Regions from separate parts of the Mus musculus genome. Here region 2 is linked to region 1. A link is a loop called in an ENCODE intact Hi-C map of the cell type or tissue named here. Cell type or tissue: heart. All regions are shown on one strand.

Region 1 (5,000 bases):
TGAGCCTAGGGAGTGGGGGCTGGGTGGGGCTGAAGAAGGATGAGGTGGGAGAAAAGAGACACAGACAGTGGGCTCCATTTCCCAGGCCAGCTCAGCTGGGCCCAGCACTACCCAACCTCAACTGCTGCCCCTTATGGAAGTTTCCAGCAGAAACTCAAAATACAGCCATCATCCTTTTATAAATAAGTTAGAACACAGACGGGGAGGGGAAGTCACATTAAACATGCGAATTTCTTTTTCTTTTCTTTTTCCTGGGGAAAGGAGCGCAACCACAGACACGAGGACATTCAGAAACACTGGCAACTTGGGGGGGGGCGAGCCAAGAGAAGTGGGGAGCACGGAGGGGGAAATAATAATAATAATTATTATTAACAATAATAACAAGATAACCAGTCCAGGAGAGAGGGAGCCATGGGAAGACCTAAGACCAAACGAAAAATTGTAACACAGGACTGGGGTGTGACAGGCTCGTGGGAACTGGTCCCCAGCGGGCAGCGGCAGTGCAGGGAAGATTGGAAGGGTCGAGCTGGGGTTGGTGCGGGCTCTCGGGCCGCCCAGGGCTCCTCCGGATGGGCTCAAGGTTGGAAGGCGCTGCCGGCTGTAGCCAGACTCATACTTTTCAGTTTGTTGTCTTTCTTCCACTTCATGCGACGGTTCTGGAACCAGATTTTGATCTGACGCTCGGACAGGCAAAGCGCGTGGGCGATCTCGATACGTCGCCGCCGGGTCAGGTAGCGATTGAAGTGGAATTCCTTTTCCAGCTCCAGGGTCTGGTAGCGAGTATAGGCGGTCCGGGCCCTTTTTCCGTCTGGCCCAGTCATATCTAGAGCAGTTAGAGGAGAGCCCCGAGGCAACGTTATTCCGGTTAAAGGAGGGGGCACTGAGTGGGAGGGGGCGGGGAGCAGGACCCAGGCGTCCCCAGCACCCAGCTCACCGCAGCTCCCATCCTCCTCACCCCAGATGCCTGCATCCAGCCTCTATTTCTTCATACCCCCCCTTCTCCAGCAGCCCCCACTTCTGATGGTAGTGAATGCTCCCGGCTTTGTCTCTGGCTCCTTCCCAGTGCCTCACCCTAGGCTGGGTTCAGGCGGCAGCTCGCCCGGGAGGGAAGAGAGCCACTGCACTTTTGCCCTAGAAAGCTCCGTTTATAGCCCATTCCCCCTTTGCTAGCAGCAGTCTCAAAATTTCTGTAATAATCAGGACCCTTCCTCACAATACACAAATCCCATCTTTCATCCTAAAGCCGGTGACTGGCTAGGTAAACAAAACCTAAGCTGAACGTGGCAACAAACTGGCCTTTTTTTTTTTTTTTTAAATGCCTACGCCCAGAAAACAACACTGTTTGGCTCTATCTATGGAGCTGTGGGGACCCTTTCTGACACTTTTCCCTCTTGATGGCAAAAAAAAAGAAAGAAAGAAAAAGAAAAAAAGAAAAGAAAAAAGGGATCTATATTTGAGGCAAAGCCAAGCTTTGCTCGCCCCCACCCCCAACACAGGGCAGGAATGCGGAGAGGACAAAAAAGAGATGGAGAATTACCGTGGCTGATGTGAAGCTTCCTCATCCAGGGGAATATCTGTGGAGTCTGCCCCTCGGGCGCGGCCGTAGAGGTGGCCATGGGCTCTGGCTGTGCTCGAGCCAAGCTGGGGCTGCTTAGCTGGCTCGCCGCTTCCTCGGGCTCAGAGGACGCGCTGGCCTCGTCTATTTCGGTGAAATTGGCGCTGGAGCTGGCTGGGGTCGCCTGGTCGGAAGGGGACGAAGCAGAGGGCTTGGCGCCGTGGCTGTCGCCGTTAGTGCAGGGCAGGGACTCGGGCGAGGACAGGGAGCAGCTGGACGTCGCCTGCCTGAAGCGGGGTTCCTGGGCGGACGCGGGGAAGGCGCGCGAGCTCTCGCCCACCGCCCCAAAGTGGCTGGAGGAGGCCGAGGAGCGGTTGACGCTGAGATCCATCCCATTGTAATTGTAGCCGTAAGAGCCGGTGTGCATGGCAGCGGGATCCCTGTAAGAGCCGCTCAGAGAGCTGCCACTGCCATAATTTAGCAACTGATAGTCCGGGCCATTTGGATAACGCCCCGAGAAGGAGTTTACAAAGTACGAGCTCATTTGGGTGATTTTGGAGGGCTTGATTTGTGGATCGTGGTCGTTATAACCCTGTGCTTCACGATTTATGATGTATTAATGAATTATAGCGATGCACTGTACTTCGTTTTGCTATGTATGCGGCCAAATATGGGGGGGGTTAGAAGGGGGATGGGGGGGCGTTAGGGAATCACGTGCTTTTGTTGACCAGTCGTAAATTCTCACTGATGACCTCAAGAGGTAATTCATGCTCTATGGTTACAAATAATGACGATCGGAGAATCGTTAGGGCCGATTCAATGCGAGCCTCCGAGAGGGGGGGAGAAAGTGAGAAGGGGGAAAAACAGGGAGAAGGTTGACGTTGGCCTCTGAGCAGAGCGCGCCACCTCCCGGCGATTGACGGGAGCGCGGGCCGCAGGCCGCCATGGCGGCTTCGGCAACCTCTTTGCTGGCTCTGTGCAACCGCCAAGCCAAGAAAGAAACCCGGCCCGCAGCTCACTCACAGGCTTGAACCTTTAGGAAGATGGATTTGAGTCTTTTGCCTACTTCGTTAGGGTGCGGCTATCCCCTCTATTTGTGGCCTCTCTGACATTATCATCACCATTATTATTTTAACTCTGGGTAATATAATCAAAATGAAGTTGCTTGATCTTCCCTCCTTAGGCTTTGCCAGTCCCCAACTTGGGTAAGGAAATGGGGGGAAGGATTATAAGTTGTGTGTGAAAAACAATTATAAGAATTTTGTTAGCTCAGCCAGGTCTGCTTCTTGGCTAGGCTTCAGCGGCGGGTCCACAACACGAGAGAGAGCCGCAGGACTAGGCTGGAGGGAGGCTGGAAAAGGCAGGGAAGCTCTTCGTTCTCCTGGGCCCCTGGGAAGTTTGGATTTTTCCTTCTGACCTCTCATCCTTAGCCTAGGCCTAGGAACCGAGGTAAACAGGGACCCTAGAAGAGAAAGATGGTCGGTCGGCCAAAGACTAGAGAGACAACCGTCTGAGCGGTTAAGGTTTGGTGGTAACTCTTCTGCGGGAGTTTGGGGTTTAAACAGATCCCCTTTAACAAGCTCGCCAGATGCCAGCTATCTCATTCAGAGACCAAATCCAAAGCCTTGTGTTGCTGGTGGCCAATAATTGGAGAATTTGCTCATGGCCTTACCGCCTTCCCTGGGAAGGTGTTCGGAAGACCGGCGGCCCCTTGCTGAGCTCGCTGGGCGGCCAGAGATCTCCGCAGCTGGGCCCCTTCTGCCAGACGGCTATTTTCTTTAAAAATAAAAAAAGGAGGGGGGAGAGGGAGAAGGAAGAAAAGAAAACGGGGCCTGAAGCTTGCTGCTCGGGTGTGGGTGGCAGTAAAGAGAAAATGAGCCATTTTGGGTTGAGAAGGTGAGACTAAAGGCGCCATCACCTGGACCCCTGCCCTCGGGTCTCCAAAGAGCAAGATAAAGTCGGGCCCTTGCAGCCTTCTGCTGCCGGCTTCCCATTCTCTTCCTGGCCACCGAGCTCCTACTTAATATGAGAAGAGGCACCCTGGAGCCTGTAGACGAGTTGTGGAGAGATGCCCAGTGGCCTCATTTTTCAGTCTCCGGAGCAATAGGCCGGGGATCCGAGGGCCAAGGCCGGCAGAGACAGCCATGTGGGCGGGCCAAAGGCCAGGGCCCTTGGCTCGAAGAGGACAGAAAAAAACACTGCAGAGCGCCTAGACCCGCCCAGCTCCGTCTCTCCAGAGCTCTGGGCAAGGAGGCCTCAAGTGGCATCCCTCCAGAGTCTCACAACCGAGGCAAGCTTAGAGAACAAGAGGGAAAAAGGCTTTCTCCATCTCGTGTCTGAATGGGAGAGGCAATTGTGAATTTAGCATCAGAGAGACACAACCAACGCTGGGGCCTGGGAGGACCGATCCCTGGCCTCTGCTTTTGGCTCCTTGCTTTTATCTCAACTGTAACTTCCGAATTGAGGCTGGAGGCTGGGAAGGCCCTGGGGCAGACCATGGCTCTTGCCTTTGCTGTTCAGGCTCAGGGGTGACAGGGTGGCTGGGGGCTATGGGGGAGATGACAGGGAAAGATTGGATGTGACTGAGCTGCGAGTTTTCACATCTTTATTATTATTATCATCATCATCATAATCATTATTAATAATATTAATATTATTACCGAAGTATTTCACGTCCGGAGCTAAGACAAGACTACAAACACAACACATAGAAAATTAATAAAATAGAACTTTGTTTTCTTCTGAGGCTCCTCTTCTTCCTTCTAGGTAGTATGTGCTCCTTCCAGTGGCTTTGGGGAGGGGGTAGGAGAGACAAGTCTGGGGTCAGGGAGTCTTTCAGGTCCCTGCTGAGGGGACAGCGAATCTACCATTGAACCGTGCACGGGGGACATGGACGAAATGAGACTCGACAAGGACATGAGCATTCTGCTCTGCTTCCAGGAGACATCAAGTGAGTCCGATTCTCAGTTCTCACCAGAGAGCCTGATGAGGCCAAGGTGGGTTCTTCGGGGGAGGGAGGAGGCGCTGGGGGTGCTGGGTGGGCATCCGCCAAGCGCCCAGGAAGAGCTCTGCAGAAGGGGGCATCCAGGCAAGCACTGGGCCCTGCCCGTCGTGCTCTGGACAGCAAGTCCCCAGACTCCCCCGACCGCAGAGCCTTCTGGGGCTTTCGGGTGCCCTAGGTTCCCCCACAGACCTCTCCCTTCGCGTCCCCCCTCCCTTTGCAGCACCTTCACTCGGCTGGCTTTTCCTCCTCCTCCTCCGCACTGAGCTGAGACGCACTGAGCAGTTTGCTCTCCTTTTTCCACTTCATGCGCCGGTTCTGAAACCAAATCTTGATCTGCCGCTCGGTCAGGCACAGGGCGTGCGCGATCTCTATGCGCCGCCGGCGGGTCAGGTAGCGATTATAGTGAAATTCCTTCTCCAGCTCCAGGGTCTGGTAGCGTGT
Region 2 (5,000 bases), 140 kb before region 1:
TATGAACAAAATTGCATAAGAAGTGGTTTCAAGCCGGAGGAGGAGAGGAGAAGAGATGGAAGATGGCGGATGGCTCATGCCTTTCATCCAGTAGACAGAGGCAGGAAGATCTCTGTGAATTCAAGGCCAGCCTGGTGTCCAGATCGAGTTCTAGGACAGCCACCAAGGCTGCACAAAGAAACCCTGTTTCTAAAAGCAATAGAAAAGAAGTGATTTCAATTTGATGTGGTACTACACACCTGTGACTCCGTCTTTTGGGAGCTGAGGCAGAAAGGTCATGAGTTTCAGGCCAGCCCAGGCTAGCAGAAGACTGTCTATAAAAATAATTAGGAAAAAGATTGAAACAAACAAACAAAAACCATCAAATATGGCAACTGCAAAGTAATAAAACTGATGGCTCAAAGCCAGTTCTAGATAGATAGATAGATAGATAGATAGATAGATAGATAGATAGATAGATAAACAAGACAGAAAAGAAAAACTGAACCAGGCAGTGGTGGCACACGCCTTTATCCCAGCACTTGGGAGGCAGAGGCAGGCAGATTTCTGAGTTCGAGGCCAGCCTGGTCTACAGAGTGAGTTCCAGGACAGCCAGGGCTACACAGAGAAACCCTGTTTCGAAAAACCAAAATGAAAAAAAGAGAGAGAAGGAAAACTGAGCTTGACCTTGTACTATTTTTGAACTGATGAATCAAACTTTAATTAAAGGAGCCTAGACACCTTACTTTATATGTAATGTTTGCTGAGGCTTGACGGATTCTCTTACGTACCTCTGAATTTTGATGTATTTTTAAAAGTGAATAAATGAATAAATAATACATAAATACATAAAATAATTAGTAAATAAATAAAACAATTAATAAATAAATAAGAAAACTATTTATACAAGAACCTGAGATTAGGAGTATACATACACCTGTTAGGAGCAGATAGCATAGTGACTGATTCTAGAATGCTCTGTAAGGTGCAAAGATAGAAATTCCTGACACAGTTGCTCCTTCTCTACAAATGTTGCACTTCTCCAGGGCAAGACCCTTTCCTAGGCCTCTCTATGGAGGCCAGAGTTCCCATTCCCTAAGGGAGCTGCCAGTAACAAGCAGGCTCATCTTAAATGCGTTCTTGCCAAGGTGTTAATGACAGATAATGGCTTAATGCATTACTCCTCCAAGATAACATTTCCATTTTAATAGAGTCTTTAAATGCCTAACCCAAAGGAACCCCACTGAAAAATGCAAGGACAGCAAATACCTTTGCTCTTTCCCTGGGCCTGGAAAGCATGAGTGTCCCTGAGGCCTTTCCTCCTAAACCAGGGAGCAACCTAGGCAGCCCCTACCTACCAGCCTCCGGAGGAGTTAAGTCATGAAGGCGGAAGACAAACTTGTTTGCCGACCCTATTATGGAACAAGTGTTTGTGCAGGCGTGAGAAGACCTGAGTTCTATCTGAGGGATTTGACATTAGCTGGATAGACAATCTTACAAGCCACTAAACATTTGCAAGCCTTGGTCTTCCTCAGAGGAAAGGATTAGCATCAGAAATAATGTCTCCAAGTAGTATTTCATGCTTGGCTAGGGACTCCAAGCCTGATTTGTTAGCCAGATACCTCATCTGATAAAAAGCTAGTGACCCAAGTTCCATGCCCAGAACCGGTGTAAAGGTAGAAGTCGAGAACTGAGCCCATGAAGCTGTGGCGCCCACACAGAGGCCATCACACACACACACACACACACACACACACACACACACACTCACACTCACACTCACGTCAAAAGCTCTTGTTCTGGTTGTGGAAAGGATATTCATTCCCTATAGAGAAAGCCATCCCCCACCCCAGGGAAATGACCTAAACCAACATTTAGAGTAACTGCAAGTAAGAAGCCCAATGTGGAGAAACTAGGAGACCAGTGTTGGGGTTCAGTGAGTCCAAGGGTGACCCGTGAAAAGTATTCAGAGCCTCTGCGTACAGGCGAGTAGGAGTGGCCCGGAAGACAGATTCAGGGCATCAAGTGGGTAAAAACCAGGTGTGCGGATAACGTTCAGTAAACTGCCTTTCTAATTCTCAGTGCTCCAGGAAGGAATCTCAGAGATTAAATTAAGCTGTTAACCCTCTAGGCGCTCCTGTCGTTTATTGTTAAGGAATTAATAGAAATGCGGGAATGCAGATGGCCTGGCTGTCAGCTCAGAGAGGCGATTTTTCTGATCTCCACAGACGTTTCCAGCATCTTTCATTAACCGCTCATGTACCAATTTGTCATTTTAACCTAGCAGAAAGGAAACTCCCTACCTCAAGGGCTGGTTGGGGAACCCTCCCAGGACCAGTCCTCCTGGGTGGCAGGTGCTCAGGAGCAGGGAAGGGATGTCATTTTAGGAAGTCGGTATCCCTAAGACTGGCCATCCTGGGAGCAAGCTTCAGAAGACTGTAGGAGTCAGGCTCTAGCAATCCTAGGCAGAGCAAGAGATGCCAGGAAACTACTTGATTTGCTGAGACTTGCCGGACGCAGGTAGTCAGCTCAACACAGAGAGGCGCCACCTACAGGCGAGAGGGAGATTTGCCATCTGCCCTCTGCTGCAGGATCTGAGGTCGCACCTCCTCCAGGTGCCAGCCTGGGGACATTGAGCCAATGCGCCAGACACTGTCTTAAGCCCTTGACATATACTGAATCTTTTAAAGTCCCCAGTAACCTTTTCAGATAGGTTTTTTTTTTAAATCATCATTTCATTTTTAGTAAATAAAAAAGTACAGCTTCAGGAGAATAACGTGCCCAAAGTCACACACTTAGCAAAGATTTCCGTCCTTGAGACCTGATTCAGATCTGGCATCCTCAACACAACACCTTGAGAGGCATGTCGGAGCTGGGACGAGTTAGAACTAATTCCACCTATGGTTCACAAGGGACCTGGGGGCCAAGTACTCAGCACATGGCTCTCAGTTCTGCAGTTTAGCGTCCCCATGTCGCTAAGACTCCTTTACTCACTTGGAGAGAAAAATCCTCTGCTAAAGTAAGTATAATGTTATTTCATTTTAATAGGGGCCAGCATGTCAAGAGATTGCATGACTGTCATCTTCAGCTTATAGATGACAGAGAAATAAGGGACTGCATCTTAACACACTTATTGACAGAGCAAGAACTAGCGTTAGAACCCAGGTCTACAAACCCCTACCCTGCTTGTCCCTTTGCTCCTCGCCCCATCTTTAATCTTCCATAGCTGAGACCTTGTGGGTTCACTGTCATCAGACCCACTCTCTGACCAAAATATGCTTGAAAAACAAAACACAAAGCCAGGTGGCCGTTGACTAAGACCCCACCCTCAGTAAGTCCTCTTTCTCTAATACATCAATCCTATGCAAACAGCACAGTTAGGCTTTGGAACTGTGGACCACTGATTTGCCTATGTACATAACTGGGTTTCTTCTTTCTTTCTTTCTTTCTTCCTTCCTTCCTTTCTTTCTTTCTTTCTTTCTTTCTTTCTTTCTTTCTTTCTTTCAAAGATGTACTCATTTATTTTATACATATGAGTATATTGTTCTCTTCAGACACACCAGAAGAGGGCACCAGACCCCATTACAGATGGTTGTAAGCCACCATGTGGTTGTTGGGAATCGAACTCGGGACCTCTGGAAGAGCAGTCAGTGCTCTTAACCACTGAGCCATCTCTCCAGCCCATGACTGGGTTCCTAAAGTCTTCCGAGATACAGGTCACAGGCTCTGCCCCGTGGTCCACTGAGTCAGAATCGCAATGTTCTCCTGCTGCAGTGCATGTGCATAAAGTATCCCCTGAAGAACTGATACAAAGTTACCTGGAGACAATTGCTCTTCATCTCATCGCTAGTGATCTGGGTTCAGCGAGAATGGAGAGGAAGCTATGTATTTCTAAATAGTATCTATCATCTGAGACCAGCCATTCTGGTCTAGGGACTTCACTTTAAATGACAACAACCTAAAGAGTTCTTGATGGAAGAAATGTGTGGGGTGAGGGTGGCGGGAATACCCTGGAGCAGAAAGATGGGAAAGTTATTACAGCCAGGGGTGTGTGTGTGAAAAGGTGCAGCTTATGAAATCTTGGAATCAAAACAACTAAGGTATGAATTCACCCATGTACCTGGCTTCTCTCCATCCAAGTATATTCAAATCTAAGGGCATTCACATTTCTCTAGCCTGTGGCAAAACCTGTTTGTTGTCTTACATTTCACTGTGCCCTGCCTGTCTCCGTTACAAATGAAAATCTTCCAGGTCCCCTCTGACCGTCAGTTAGCTTTCCAATTTCATTCCGAAGTTAACTGCACTGCGGTGGCAGACAAAGCTGGCCTGATGGCAGGAATACTGTTCCCTGATGGTATCAGAGCCTCTTCCGTATTTATGTTTGCTGTGTGACTGTCACTTGTATACAATCACACAGAGACTCTGATATTAAGCCCTAGCTAGGAAATCACCCCCCTGGCACAGCTCTGGTGGAAAAGGAAAAAGGGACTTCAGTGGCAAGCAGATATCAAACACAAATTACATGGCCCTTTGTACCAAAATAGGCATCTTTAAGAAGTCATGTCTTCTGGTCCTCCTTCAGGTGATATGGTACCCTGAGGAACCCAGATAGATAACAAACTCTTCTATTTGTAAAGGCCACTTGTGAAGGAAACTCCATAAGCTCTCTGTGTTGCGATGAGTTGTTCAGCAAGCATTCACTCGCTACTACATCCCTCCATGGGAGGAGTAAATGTCAGCGCTCTCCTGATGACGGACCTAGTCACGTGACTGCCTCTAGCCAATGGAGTGCGAGCAGGGTTCTTAACTCTGAAGGCTTGCCTTGTTTTGGAATCTTGCCATCCTATCCCTTGCCTGAGCCTACCACTGCCTTTTCATCCTGAGTCCCAGAATGAGAGACTACATAGAGACGTCACAGAAAAGATCCACACTGTGCCAAGAATTCATTGCAACCAGTTCACAAATGTGTGAGCAAGAGCTATACCGTAAGCCGCTGAGAGTTCCAGATATGTGTTACACAG

Evidence for each region. Peaks named below come from ENCODE experiments on the same cell type or tissue, not always from the same donor. Only the 100,000 strongest peaks of a DNase experiment are listed, where the experiment ranks them.
Region 2: it touches region 1 in a loop (8-fold over the local background); 1 of 42 quality-filtered maps calls a loop at or near these places.

The regions. Positions count from the first base shown.
Region 1 is chr11:96,300,713-96,305,712 of GRCm38, reverse strand. Hoxb6 (homeobox B6) reads right to left here. Exons shown (of 2, transcript NM_008269.2): 2 at 4,144-5,000. The coding sequence ends at 4,785. It overlaps Hoxb5 (homeobox B5), which reads right to left and starts at 2,201. Exons shown (of 2, transcript NM_008268.2): 1 at 1,538-2,201; 2 at 1-823. The coding sequence starts at 2,099. The coding sequence ends at 576. The region is part of intron 1 of Hoxb5os (homeobox B5 and homeobox B6, opposite strand); the gene reads left to right. In heart, a CTCF peak has its summit at 2,460 (motif pointing left); DNase peaks (open chromatin) are centred at 2,442 and 3,652; H3K4me3 peaks cover 2,822 bases; H3K27ac peaks cover 1,487 bases; H3K27me3 peaks cover 5,000 bases.
Region 2 is chr11:96,436,485-96,441,484 of GRCm38, reverse strand. No RefSeq gene overlaps it. Among named protein-coding and RNA genes, the nearest start is that of Gm11529, 26 kb to the left of the region's middle. In heart, a CTCF peak has its summit at 2,541 (motif pointing left); a DNase peak (open chromatin) is centred at 2,534; H3K27me3 peaks cover 3,458 bases.